Linked DNA regions of Mus musculus: region 2 is linked to region 1. Evidence: chromatin loops called from intact Hi-C (ENCODE). Cell type or tissue: heart. All regions are shown on one strand. Each heading gives the region's core, and the rest is flanking DNA. Links, peaks and the distances in the headings are about the cores only.

Region 1 (5,000 bases), core at 1-5,000:
CAAATCCTGCCCTTCTTTGTCGCTGTCTTTGCAGGACATCCTACTTTAGACCTCCAAATCAATGCAAGAGTTAGAATTGCTGTACACTGCACAATCATGTCATTTGCGTCACAATTTAGTAGTTTGTGAACTGTCTTGTATCTGTCTAGCCTGGGTATAAACGATGCATCAGTTAACTGATGACACAAAACCAAATTTGTGTTCAAGCCTTTGTAGACGTTGTAGACAGCGTGCGCCTCCTCATCCCTTCTTCAACCAGTCTCTTCCTACTTTTAAGTGCTTAAATGTTAATGCTAGTTATGGACCATAGGTTCTTAGCTAACATCATCTTTCTCATTTGGGAATGGTTTAACTTTGCTGTATTTGAGTAGCTCAGGGACTGGACTATAAGTTTAAACAAATAAGGACAGATAATGGTTGGAGCCAGGGGACAAAAACTTCAGGACAAAGGAGAGAAACAGGAGGTAGATGCAGCTACATGTGATGGAAATACCTATGGGGTGTTGACAGAGGTTTCTGTAAATGAAGCTTTGTCTAATCCATGTAACAGCTGTATTGATTATTGTAACTTATATTACTTGAGTCTAAAAATGGAAATAGTCTCAGAATCTACATTGAAAGCTAGTAGACAAGCTTCCCTTTGGGTCATGGGTTGAAAGATGTGATGAATATTGTGTGAAACCAGAAAAAGGAGTTTGAAGTGTCATCAGAACAAGGTATATAGTTAGATGAACATGTCTTGAGTGCTGGAATTAAAGGTGAGTGCCACCACTGCCTGAAGGTTTAGTTGTTAACTTAAACGAATATGTAAATTGGCACCTTTATTTCTTTGTAATAAAAATTTTATTTTATTTTATTTTATTATGTGTGTGGGAGTTTTGTCTGCATGTTATATACCTTATCTACAAAGTGGAGGCAAGAAGAGCGATTTGGATGCCCTGGGACTCAATTTACAGACCCTTGTTAGCTGCCATGTTGCTGTTGGGAATTCCTCAATATTCTGAAAGAATAACCAGGACTCTTTTAACTCCTGAGTCATTTACCACCCTCCACTGGCATTTTTAATTCTTGTGGAGTTCCTATTAATAGGAAGTTCAGAAATGGTGATTGTATTGTATCTTAGGTATTTTTAGAATAATTTGTTTTATAAACTTAGGGTTTGTAATACGTTAAACCCTATGTAAGGAGAGGTAAGCTGAGCTGTATGAGAGTCTCAGTTTGTACTTTTTTATTCATTGTATTAGGCAGAATTGGTTGAGCTGGTATTGGCTTAGTGTAAATGGTTTATCTAGTAGATCCATACACTCTGACGCACACCCTAAATAGTAATTGTAAGATTTATACCTTGTCTTTAATTTTCCTCAATCTTGGGTAGACCCTTAATTTTTCCTGAGTTCTTTTCTTTTTTACTTAGGTACTGATTTCAAAAGCAGACCTCAAGTTGAGAATATTACCAGCCTGTTCTTTTTTTTTTTTTTTTTTTTTTTTTTTTTTTTTTTTTTTTGGTTTTTCAAGACAGGGTTTCTCTTTATAGCCCTGGCTGTCCTGGAGCTCACTCTGTAGACCAGGCTGGCCTCGAACTCAGAAATCCGCCTGTCTCTGCCTCCCGAGTGCTGGGATTAAAGGCGTGCGCCACCACGCCCGGCATACCAGCCTGTTCTTTGATTGTATTTTAAAGGGCAAATCTGAGCTAGTATTTATTGAGCAGTTACTGTGTAACTACCATGTTACTAGTTTTATATTTACATTGTCTTATATAGCTTTATATGTTTTTTTGGTGTAGGTTACATCTTATGCAAAAGCAATGAGGCTGGACAAGAAACATAATCTTGTTGAACATCATATAGTTAGTGAGTGTCAGAAATACTAATGCAGTACATTGATTATTGAGAAAATTGCTTCTAGAGGCACCTGAACTGGAATTGACTATTTAGACATTGCTTCAACCTACTGCATACTATGACGTTTATTATATCTGTATTATGCCTTTGGATAGCTTTTAAACTGTTAGTGTGAAGAGTTTGTTAGGCGGTACAATTCAGTATTGCCTCTTGAGGGCAGTATAAAGCAGCAGTTGACACTGCAAAGTGAGATCCATGACTCTATTTTCAGAGGCTTCATCGATAAGTGAAGGGTTGGTTGTTAAAGACATTTTCACTTTGTAATAAGTAAGTGAAGTTCGCTTAAAATGTGTGGATATTGTTTTCACACAGTTATTGGAAGTATCCGATTATGTTTCTCTACTTTGTTTGTCTTTCCTGATTTTAGTGCAAATTTAGAGTATGTCTTCTGAGGAGCAGTGTTACCTTGGAAATGAACTTCTGGGCTGAGGCCCTGACTAAGGAGTACTGTCATCTCTCCATGTGCTGTGAGCTCTATCAGGAAGACTGAGAATGACTGGAAATTTCTGTTTACTTCCTTCTCATTTTCCTTTTTCCATGTCCTCTTTTCACTGTTACCTGAGTGCAGGAGGAAATGACAGCTTACGTCAGTGTTTGTTGTGTCTTGGTCTCTGGTGTCTTTGTTGTGGACCGATCCCCATTAGTTCTTGAGATGTCATTTCATGGATAGAGTGGCTAGGTTTACCTTCCTGCTTGTTCTGACTTGCTTCTCAGCACTCTGGAGTGGTTCTCTCTAACAGGACGTCTTGTAAGTCTTCTATGCATCTGGCCTGTCTATGGAAGTAGCCACTCACCACATGTAACTAGTGTGATTGAGAGACTTTCTTGAAATATATTTTGTGTACTCTGAAACTCATGCATTTGCAGCTCAGTGTTTTATATTCATCAAACTGTGCAACCATTACTATAATCTAAATTTATAGTATTTTCAGCAATCCAGGAACTTAAGAACTGTATTGTACATATGAACTGTTTGCTTGGTCACTCCTCTTCTTTCAACCCCTGGCAGCTACTAATCTAATTTCTGGATCTGGATTCACCTCTTGTGGATTGTAATGTGAATAAAACTCTGTGCTTTGGTTTTTGTGTGACAGACTCTCATCATCTAGTGTAGTATGTTTAAGGTTCATGCATGTTTGAGCATGCAGCATTTTAGAATAAGAAATAGATAAACCTAGAAAGTCTAGTTTACTTGTTTTTCAGCCACATTTTTTCAGTGATTTCCATGGAAGCTCTGATGTCCTTACTAGTGGGGATTGATTTTGCTGCTTTGGCTCTGTCTTTATTAAATGGTGTGGTCCCATCAAAAGTGCTGCTTATATTGTTCATACAGCACAGGCCTGCTCTTAAGTTGTAGGCTGCCCTGGCTGGAACCCAGAGCAACTTACAGTCAGTAGTTATTAGGAGACGACTGTAGTCTAAACATATTAAATGAAAAATTCAGAAATAAACAACTCATAAGTTTTAAATAACTAATATTTTATCGTGTTATAGTTGCTCTTTCATTTGTATTAATTGCTTATGCTTGGATGATAAATTAAGTTATCATAGGCCTGTGTGTATAGGAGGAAATACAACTGATTCAGTGCTTTTTAGTATTTGGGTCTGTCAGGGGTCTAGGAGCATAGTGGACCACGATACTTACCTTACTGTGTAGGCCTAAAGAGCATTGCTCTTACCCAGGGCAATTATTAATGGCTTTTCATTCTTTTAAATTATTATCACAAAGTTAACACTTTTAAGCATTGGGAGCATTGAAATGTGTGTGTGTATGTGTATAAAAGTACAGATATAATACTCAACTTTTGTTTTTCTGATCAGGATTTTGGAAGGGTTGCCTGGGGTTATATTGTGGTATATAAAAGAAAATGAAATCAGGTATTTGAGTAGTACAAGACTACTTTTAATGTGTCTTTGAAAGTATAGCACCAATAGCAATAATAAGGTAACTTATTACTAAGTACTAAATATGCTTTTGGAATTGTATGTAAAACATTGATTTATAAAGCAAACTATGCTTTCTTAGTGGTAGCAATAATACTTTTTCCTTGTAATTGTTGAAGGTGTTAAAGTTGTGAATAATAGTGAAGCACTGTTTTGTTTTTTTTTTTTTTTTTTTTTTTTTTTTCTCTTTCCAAGACAAAAGTTTTTCAGTGTAGCCTTGGCTGTTTTGGAACTCTGTAGCTCTGGGATTAAAGGCATTCACTACTACCTCCACCTGGCTAGAAATCTGATACTGATGTTTTTGTACATTGACTAAGGGGTTTATTTTTATTAACCCTATTTTAAGAAATTCTTGCCTATATGCATTTTAGTCTGTGAATATGTACTGACAATAATAGTATACCTTAAACTTATTTAATGTTTTATAGAAACTAATTATAGTGAATAGATTTTTAATTTTGATATAGCTGGCACTACTTTCCTTTAATGATAATAACACAATTTTGATGAAGTGATTTCCTCAAGATACCAAGATAAAGCTTCTAATTCCTGTTCTAGTATTTATCTTCCTCCCCCATCCTGGTGTTGGGGATAAAAGCAGAGTCTCACGTTTGCTAAGTAAGTAGTCTGTAACGGCATTGCCACCATTTCTCCCCTGAGATGAGTTTATACATGTTGTTTTTTTTTCTACTAGGGCCTTTTCACCATACCTCCTTCAAAGGTGATTACTATGATCTGTTAGTGTAGATTTGGTTTGGACTGATCTTGAGCTGCATATAAAGAGATCTGAATTCATTAGCACAGCATTGTATCGTGTTGAATTTATCAATACGCCTTACATTCGCTGTGTAGTGATTGATCACCTTAGTATCTATTATTGATATTATTGGGTTACTTTAAGTTTTTGATTATGGTGAATAATTTGGCTGTGAACTGTCTGTGCATGTCTTTTGTTAGATATGTGTATTATATCTATTATACCTATGTAACATTAATTTTTAAACCTTATTTATTTTATTTTGTAAAGATTTATTTATTTTTTATTTATGAGTACACTGCAGCTGTCTTCAGACACACCTGAAGAGGGCATCGGATCCCATTACAGATGGTTGTGAGCCACCGTGTGGTTGCTGGGAATTGAACTTAGGACCTCTG
Region 2 (9,586 bases), core at 2,866-7,865, 800 kb after region 1:
GCTTTTTGGCACAACATCCAGACTTCTAGGTACCTCATTATCATGGAGAAGTCTGTTTTAAGCCTACTTGGAAGTGGTCATATCTCTTTTCCTATTGTTTGATATGTTAGTGATGACTTATCTACATGTGGAAGGGCTTGGGGGCATTGCACTTATGTGACTAATGTCCACAAATTTATGGGGGGGGGGGAATGGCTACATGGCAGGGGCCTGGTGGCAGTCACAGGTGAAGCTCCTATTGTCCCTTCAGGGTCTCCAGGGCTTCAAGTCTTTAGCTCAACCTTACCTGGCTTCCTCTCACTGTCCACGTCCCCATACATGCATGCATACATACATACATACATACATACATACATACATACATACGTATGTATGTATTTTAGAAAGTCTACAACCTAACCTGTGCTTCTATAGAGTCTAATTGTTCAGACTACAACATGAAGACCAGCACTGCATGGAAAGATCAGTCAACAATCACTTTTGCCACTTTCCAAATTTCAGACATAAGTGTTTCTTACAAATTTGATGTCAGTTAATAATACCTCTAATTATATATATCAAAGTAAGAGAAGGATCTGCACCGTAGAAGACTCAAGTATTTTAATTATTTGAGATAGAAAAGAAAGGAAAAACCCTCAGACTATGCCCTTTATATGCAATTAAACCTTACGTTTATCACTCTCAGGTCTGGGAAATCCAAGATCATGATGTCAGATTTGATAGCTCATGGGAAATTGTTTTTATATAAATAGTATTTTCTGTGTGTTCACACATGGCTAGGATGAAAAACAAGCTCCCTCAGAGATTATGAAAGAGATTAAAAACTCACTCACAAAAGCAGAGCCATCATATATCAGTTACCTAAGCATAGCTGTGAACAAAATATCTGGCCTGAACAACTTAGTATTGGAAGAATTTGTTTTAGCCCACAGACAGTGCTGCTGGACTTCATGGAAAACATCATGGTGAGTTGAGCATGTGGCAAAGGTTATTATTTACTTGGGAAGAGACAGGAAGCAGAGTGAGAGGTAGGAGGGGCCCAATTACAAGACTTTCTCAAGCATCTATCTCCAGTGATCTACTTCCTTTAGCCAGACCCCACCTCTTAAAGTTTCCAGTACCTCCTATAACAAGACCACAAGCCTGGGCCAAACATGCAGAACACAAACATCCTCTCTTATTATCATCACTTCAGCAATAGTTTTCAATATTTTACCTGGCAAGTGGAGCATAAGCACTCACATCAGAGCACTGAAGATACAAAACTGAAAAATCTTGCTGTTGATAAAATTTTTCCTATGTGGGACATCCACCCCTCCTTCTAAGGTCCCAATTACAAACCAAGGCACCATTACACTGAAATTCACTCTGCTGAACCATTTTGTTTATTGGGCTTCCTCACCGAGCTCTCCTTAAGAACATATACTGTTATTCCAGAGAACCTGAGTTCAATAACCAGTACCCATAATAGTAGTCAGCTCACAGTTGTCTGTAACTTTAATATCCAGAGTATCTGACTCTTTCTTTTGGCCTCTAAGAGTACTGTACTCACATGTACATACTCAAACACAAGCATTCATATATCTACATAATTTAAAATTAAAACTAAAATTTTATAATATTCTATTACATTAAAAAACTATACTACACCTGTTAAATCATTTAAAACTTACCAAAATTTTGTAGGATATCTACTAAAATTAATTCACTCAAATAGATGGTGGGATAGAAAAACAAAGCAGTATCTGTCATGGAAACTTCTTACTGCTAACTCAGAAATGCCAGCTCTCTGACAGTCACAATGCTTGATGTTAAGAATATAACAGTTGATAACACAGTGTTAATGTCTTCCAAGAACTTGAAGTCAGTGTAGGTCAGCTAGAGAATAAATACAACGAGAATGTTCATAAAGGAAGGAGCATGGTCATGATCTAGCTATTGTGAATAGAGTAGCAATGACAGTGTTCACATTTCTGAACTGGAATTTCCCATCTATTTTTTAGTTAAAGGATAAGTATAAGGGAGTTCATCTGACAGTTGGTTGCAATTTTAGGTTAGTTGTGATGGACTTAGTGTAGAAAGGAAACTATACCTTCAATCCAATGACACTGTATTTATAAAAACCGCTGAGAAGTTTCTCATGGCCTTCCCAATTTGGCCCAGTTCCTTTTACATATGATGCCCCCACCAGCAGCTGAGGAGATGTTAGCAAGTGACAGTTGTTGGTAGAATGAGAGGCACTTTTCTTCAAGGATGTGTGTTGGAGATTAGTGCTACTGCTTTGAATCTGCATGTTCAGATGCTATAGGTCCTTGTCCTCAATTGGTTCTTGATTCATCAATAAGGATACCAGCAGTCAATGGCTTTGCATAGGGAGGGACACTTAAAGTTGATCAGGTAGGACACAGAGAGGAAAGGGAGAACTGGGATGACTCAGGGTAGAAGTATGGGATACAGGAGTGGCAGGAGATAAACCATATGGGCCATGTGAGATTTCAGGTGGGTGGCCACTGGCCACTTCCCCGATTGGGCCTGGAGTATCAGGGGAAGGTTTAGAGATGCCCAGCCTTTGAGGTAGCAAAGGCATTTAAAATTAAGCTAATGTGTGTATGTCTTTCATCCTCTGGCCAAAGATTCCCTAGGTAGGTGTCTGGAAGCACAGTCTTCTGGGAGCACAAAGTGTTGAACCAAAAATTTCCACTACAGATATGATCAGAAGAGATCACCTACTCCACCAATAGTCCTACCCCCATGTTCAAAAAGGAAGAACCAGATGAACACAGCATATATATGAACAAAGGACATGACGTTGATGGGGAAATGAGAGGGTGAGGAGAGAAATTGGAGGAGATGAATTAAATGGTGGATTTGCTCAACGCAATTCTATTTATATACATGTATGATATTTTCAAACAACAGAAATAATGTCTTTTAATGTAACCATGAGTTGGGGAGATGCTTGAACAGAAAAAGGTGCTTGCTGCCAAGCATGACAACTATCAGAAGACATGTGGTAGAAGAGAACAACTTCTACAAGTTTTCTTCTGACCTCCATAAACATGTAATGGCACACACACACACACACACACACACACACACGTAAGAAATTAAAATATGAACCTGTGACTAGATCTTTAAAAGAAGATTATTTTCAAAATGTAACAAAAATACTTTTTATTTTTAAAGTAAAGTTGATCATTGTAATACTTGGAATAATGACTGTCCTGGCAAGACATTCCCACTAATGCAATAATGGCATGAACATCATGGAAGTCATCTTCTATTTTATGATTAGATTTAAGTCAAACTCCACAAAATGAAACCCATATCTAGCACCGTTCTGACTTAAAAATCTGTGACTCTGTGAATCACAGATCCTGGGGGAGAACATAAATCTTAATAACATCATTATTGATTACTGTATCCTTCAACCATCATCAGAGAAACTTCTATTTAAAGTAAATGATTAGAAACAAAGAGATTCCACAACTGGTCACAGTGCAGAGAACACTAGACCACTAAGGGTCAGCACTAAACAGGATATCTCTATCATACTTCCCTCCAAGCCTCAAGGATCACTACAAAACAGGAGGCAGAAAGAAGCTGATCTGGGAATGATGGATGAGTATAAATTAACAGTGCTTCCCAGATGCAGGGCAATTCCACCGGTAAACTCAATAGCTGTGATGGCATTCACAAGACCTGTGCAGCTTTAAGCCAACCAAAGTCACAGCTGGAGTAGGGAGATGGGTATTAAGCTCCGCCCCTCTGATGAAGTAGACAGAAGAAAACAGTTTTCTCTAGAGTGGAGCCTTTAGTAAGTTCACTATACTTCTGTGGAAGGCCACACATCCAAAAAATATACTGGCAACACAAACTGAACTTGAGATGGAGTGTTTTGTTTTGTTTTCTAGGTGGGTAAAGAAATGGGACTGGATCTGAGAGGAGTTGGGGAAGGGGAGAAATAGGATCTAAATATTCTAAAGTATCAAAGAATTAATAAAAATGAAAAAGAAAATATTTATTTTTAGAAGACTAAAAAGAAAATATTCTGAGAGTAGTTTATTTTTAAATTATGTGAATAAATATGTGCACATCCCCCACAGAGCCAGGGGTATTGCATCCCCTGAAGCTGGAGTTGCCTAACTGGCAAATGTAAGTTTCTCAGCATAGGTCTAGGAAACTGAAACAAGTTCTCTGCAAAATCAATACACGCTCTCAACCACTAAGCTCTCTCCATCACCAATTTTTGGAAATTTAGTCTGTGATCATATTTTTTGAACGGATTGTTAAATGTCCTTTTATAGGTTGGTATTATCTTTTCAACGTTTTTTTTTTTCCATTTACTTACTTTTTTGTGTGTGTCATGCTTTTGCACACATGTCAGCATGTGTATAGAACTCAGGAAAACTCTGCTCTCTTCTTCCACTGTCTGCATCCCATGGATTCACGTCAAGCTACAAGCACCTTTGACAACATCTTAAATGTTATGATTTGAATAAATATATTTTATACCTTATGCTAGAGACTGTAATTGAAAAATCACACCCAGCACCAAAGCCAATATGTATATTAGTAAACATCTTCTAATCTTTGTAACCATCAACACTTTCTTTTTTAAAACATATTTTTATTGATTCGCGGGAATTTTCACAATATGCACCCCAATCATATTCACTTCTCAGGCTTCTATGCCCATTACCTATCCTTGTGACCTTATATCACACTCACACACACACACACACACACACACACACACACACATGCACGCACTCAAATAAAAGTAAGAATAAGAATTAAAAAGTATAATTTGTGTGGTCTATATACTCACTGGAACATGGTCCAACTCTCAGTGGTCTACCCCTTAAATTGAATTGAGTCGTTTCCATCCCAGGCCCCCGCCAGAAGCCATCAATTGTGAAGATGTACACTGCAGCATCCCTATCACACTTTTTAAGAACTAAGGATTGTCACAGAAGCCTCAAGCCCTCTAGAAACATGGGAGCTAGAGAAAGTACCCAAGGAGCTAAAGGGGTCTGCAACCCTATAGGTGGACAACAATATGAACTAACCAGTACCCCCAGAGATCGTGTCTCTAGCTGCATGTGTAACAGAAGATGGCCTAGTTGGCCATCATTGGGAAGAGAGGCCCCTTGGTCTTGCAAACTTTATATGCCTCAGAATGGGGGAACTCCGGGGCCAAGAAATGGGAGTGGGTGGGTAGGGGAGTGGGGGTGGGAGTATGGGGGACTTTTGGGTTAGCATTTGAAATGTAAATGAAGAAAATACTTTTTTTTAATCTCTTAACAGTAAAAAAAAAAAAGAAAAAGAAAGAAAGAAACATGGTGGCACAAGACCTGAGTGTACATAGTTGAGCTTTTAGCACCACCTAGTGACCCAATGAATACTTACAAAAATGGAGGAATGAAAGAGTACCTAGGTGTTCAGGAGAATGGTAATTTAATATTTAAATGAGATGAAAGTCTTAAACTTACTCATTTATATTTACTGCCTTTCGAATGTATATTAATAATTCCATGACACCCAGATCATCAAAAACGGGAGATAACTTTCACAGTATTAGAGAGTTATTTTCTTAGTTCTTCCATAGTATTCACTTGAACTTACCTTAAAATAACCAATCAAACAAAGCCAAACAACAGATGAAAACAAATGAGAGTTACTGAGGAAGGAACATAGACATAACTATACTACTATATGAATACAAAGGTTTGAAGCATACATAATTTGAGGAAAGCAAACAGTCCCATATGTACACATGAGCCTGCATCCGCACCAGGGGCCAGTACATACTCCTGTCATCTATTGAGAAGAATTCATTCCCAAAACGCACACATAGAAATACTGAAAAGTACATGCTTATGAATATTTTAAATAAATAATATATACTTTGTGTATATATAAATAACAATATAATAACAAATATATAACTATATTGCATAAAATAAGTAAAACCCAAAGAAGTATAAACAACCTCAAGTACGTACACAAACTGGGAACCATACTAAGGACCAAGAGACACCATTGCCCTCTACTTACAAAGGTGGGATTCTAAAACAAAGGGATCCCTGGCTACTAGGTTCATGTTGCCCCTGACTAAATTATCTCAATGCGGGCAATGTGTAATGCAACTTAAAAATCAAGACTGGTGTGAAGGGTGTGAAAAGTATATTTTAAGGGTAATGCAAATTTCCTGCATCTTGAGATGTTGATTATGCAAGTACACATTATTAGTCATAGCCTTCAAACTATACAGTAAAAGAAAAGGTGAATAACTCAATAAGAATGGCTCTAAAGAAACAAAAGATTGAAGGCCACTTTCCTTGAATCCTCCCTTTGTTGCAGTGCTTCAAGATGCGGTTGCCTCTCCTACACTCATTAGTGTTTGTAGTAAGGTTCTCACTGACCTCTCTGTTAAGCCCCCCTCTGGCTCAGGCTAGGAGATGTTCAATTTATCTCCCCTTCAATAGCACTTGAATGCATGGTCAGCTATTTAATATGCACCACAGTTGTGGGAACCGTTTCTTACAGAGATTACTGTGGCTGCTGAAAAGCTTGGAACTAGCCAAGTACCCAATAAACATCTGAAGTTCCTCACCAATATTGCCATGCAAGGGAGACACTAAACATCACAGACTGTAGCTACAGCTACCAGTATTTGAAAACAATGAAACTTTAACTTTACCCTGTTAGAGCATTATACACAGATCCATTAATACAAGTGCATTTCACTAATTCTAACTCCTGCATTGCCTGACTCCACACTAGTATAAACCTTATAAGGCTCTTGCAGGGGATTTTTATGTATGGCTATTAGCACTTAACCATGCAAAACATGAAGAACAATTATGTCTGCCACAAAAAATCCCCAAATCTAACAAATGATGGGGAGTTGATCCATGTATAAATGCTTTCACCACTCAGTCACTGTTGTTCGAGTCATCTCCTTTCATCTGCAGTTGTTTTCTGCAGTTTGAAATACCTGAGTCAGCTGCAATTTTAAAATGTTAATGAGAGCTGGTGAGATGGCTCAAGTTCAATCAGAGATTGAGTCCCAGAACAGAGAGGAAAGAAAGGACCAAGTCCTTAAAGTTATCTTCTGGCCTCCATATACGTGCTGTGGCATGCCGTATCTGCTCTCGCACATATACATTTTTCACATGCATACAATAATAATCAGTAAAATGCAAATTACAGAAAAATGTAAAAATTCTTAAAAGAATTTCAGCTGTGCAACTGGGTACGGTAATATGCTCTTGCACTATGCTTCATCCTTCCCAGGATATGAATCACCTCTTTACCCAGAGTATTTCTGCTGTTTATATTACTTTTCTCAAGAAATATCTGTTATCAGAATCACTACTGCATGATTTTAATGTTTTTGCTCATGATATTGCTATGGAATAGTCGAATGCCACATTAAAACACCTGAGTGAATGCTCTCGTTCCATCTCATCTCAGAGGTATAAAATCATCTCACATCATAAGAAGGGGAAATATAGTGCAGTAAGATGCTTGGTAATGGATACATTCACATAACTGCTTAAAATAATTATATTTTGAGAAAATAAAAGTAGTATATAAATACTTCTTTAAAGTACAGTTTAAAAGTTTAAAGGTTTTATTTTCTAAAATTTTTTGGAAGTGTTTAAAGATAGACAAGAGTTGATAGACTAGTATAGAGAGCATTAGGTGTGGTGGCAGACATTTCTAACCCCAGAACTCAGGAAACTGACAAAGGAGGACCATGAGTCTAAGGGCAGCCCAAGCTACAAAGGAAGTGAGTTCAAGAACAAGCTGAGCATAGACCTGTCTCACAAGAAGCAGAGGGGCAATGACTACCTGTATTCCTTTCAACTGTAACTGCTTTCCTATTTACTTTGGTTTTTTTGCATATGTATATGTGTCACATACTTAGTATGGGAGAAAAACCTAAGCATCCTCTAGTTGTGTTGTCAGAGGGATCCTTCACAGAGCCTCCTTCTCAGCTTCAGCCAGTGTTTCTACTTAAGCTGCATTTCAGGGTGAGTCAGTATGAAGCAAAGAGACTGTGGTACACACAACGGCATGGGTGCAGAACACTTAAAAATAAGGTGACCTTACATGTCTTAATGGTAGTGTGTGTGTGTGTGTGTGTGTGTGTGTGTGTGTGTGTGTGTGTGTGTGTGTGAGGGAAGGAGGGGGGAGGGGAGAAGGGGAGGAGGGAGGGGAGAGGGAGAGGAGAGGGAGAGATTGTTGTGGTTTTAGAAGTTAAATTACTCAAAGAATGTAATCTATACCTAATTTTCAGAGATTACATTTTTAAAAAATGCTTGTGTATAACTAACTGGTTTTAGTCTAAAGACGTTTCTTTGTAAATGACATAACTTGGCTTCTGAGAAGCATTGTACAAGTTCACACATAAGAAGGCAACTATTGATGTGTCAGATACAAATGGACCAAAAAGGCTCAAAAGCATCCTTAAGTCACATAAATCTCAAGGTGTATGTTTTAACTGTTATCATAATTTACAATCTTGTCTTCTGGATTTCTTTTTTTAAAAATACAGACTTATACATAAGGGGAAAAAAGTGTTGAAGAGGTTAAACTCAAAGGGCATGGGTGTTTTGACCTTAAGCCTGGTTTATTAACTCTTTTCAGGGGTAACTAAACTCCTGTGGAGTAGTAGGAGACTTCATGCATCTGGCAGAAAGGAGGAGCTGGCCATGCACAGAGCTCTATGCTCATTGTCAGGAAAGACTCATTGTCAGGTGTGGTGATTCAAATGAAAACATCTCCCCTAGACTCACACATTGGAATACCTCATCTCTAGTTGGTGACATTTTTCAGGTAGATCTATGAGGTGTGGCCTTGATAGAGGAAGGATGTCACTAGACATTGGTATTGAGATTCCAAAATTGCACACAACTCCCAGTGTACTCTTCCTGCTTTCTTGCTTTGTGATTGAAGATGTAAATGCCCATCTTGCTACTTGAGCCGCAAAGCCGGCCATATCTCCTCTATGGATAGCTCTTACCCTCAGTACTTAAAAGTCCAAATAAACTTTCCGTTCAAGGTTTCCTTGGTCATCTTATTTTGTACTGCAAGAGAAATGTAACTAGTACGCCTGACCTGTACATCTTGCTTTACTCAGATGTATATATCGTGCATAAATTAATCCTAGTCTTCAGCATCTTATGAGATGCCAAAGAAGTTGTTGATAAAAGAACTTAGTAAATTAATAAATAGTGTACATTAATTTTTTCTTGCATTCTTGGAACAAAGCAATGATTGGAACACATTCCAGGAATGGAATTGAGTGAGAAATCTGAGTGTGTGTAAGAACACACCAAAGAAAACAAGACTAGAGGCTTGTGACCTCAATTTTTTCGAAATATAGAGTTAATCTTGGAATGTGCTTGTATGTTTCTTCCAGGTATAGTGGAGAGGACTGAGTTTACTCCAGATTACTCGTTATTGCTTGCTGTTGTTACTCAATTAAATGTTTAAACTATGCTTAATATACCTCTATGGAAAAGCATGTTTTTGCCATGGGAGGCTTGTCCTTGTGATTGTATTCATGAGA

Evidence for each region. A loop is a pair of places that touch in the nucleus more often than their neighbours do. Peaks named below come from ENCODE experiments on the same cell type or tissue, not always from the same donor. Only the 100,000 strongest peaks of a DNase experiment are listed, where the experiment ranks them.
Region 2: a loop joins it to region 1, with 10 times the contacts of the local background. A loop is called at or near these places in 13 of 42 quality-filtered maps.

Annotation. Positions count from the first base shown.
Region 1 is chr1:5,101,298-5,106,297 of GRCm38, forward strand. The region is part of intron 7 of Atp6v1h (ATPase, H+ transporting, lysosomal V1 subunit H); the gene reads left to right. Among named protein-coding and RNA genes, the nearest start is that of Atp6v1h, 21 kb to the left of the region's middle. In heart, for the core only: a CTCF peak has its summit at 2,053 (motif pointing right); no DNase peak of the experiment used is centred there.
Region 2 is chr1:5,899,621-5,909,206 of GRCm38, forward strand. No RefSeq gene overlaps it. Among named protein-coding and RNA genes, the nearest start is that of Npbwr1, 13 kb to the right of the region's middle. In heart, for the core only: a CTCF peak has its summit at 5,394 (motif pointing left); no DNase peak of the experiment used is centred there.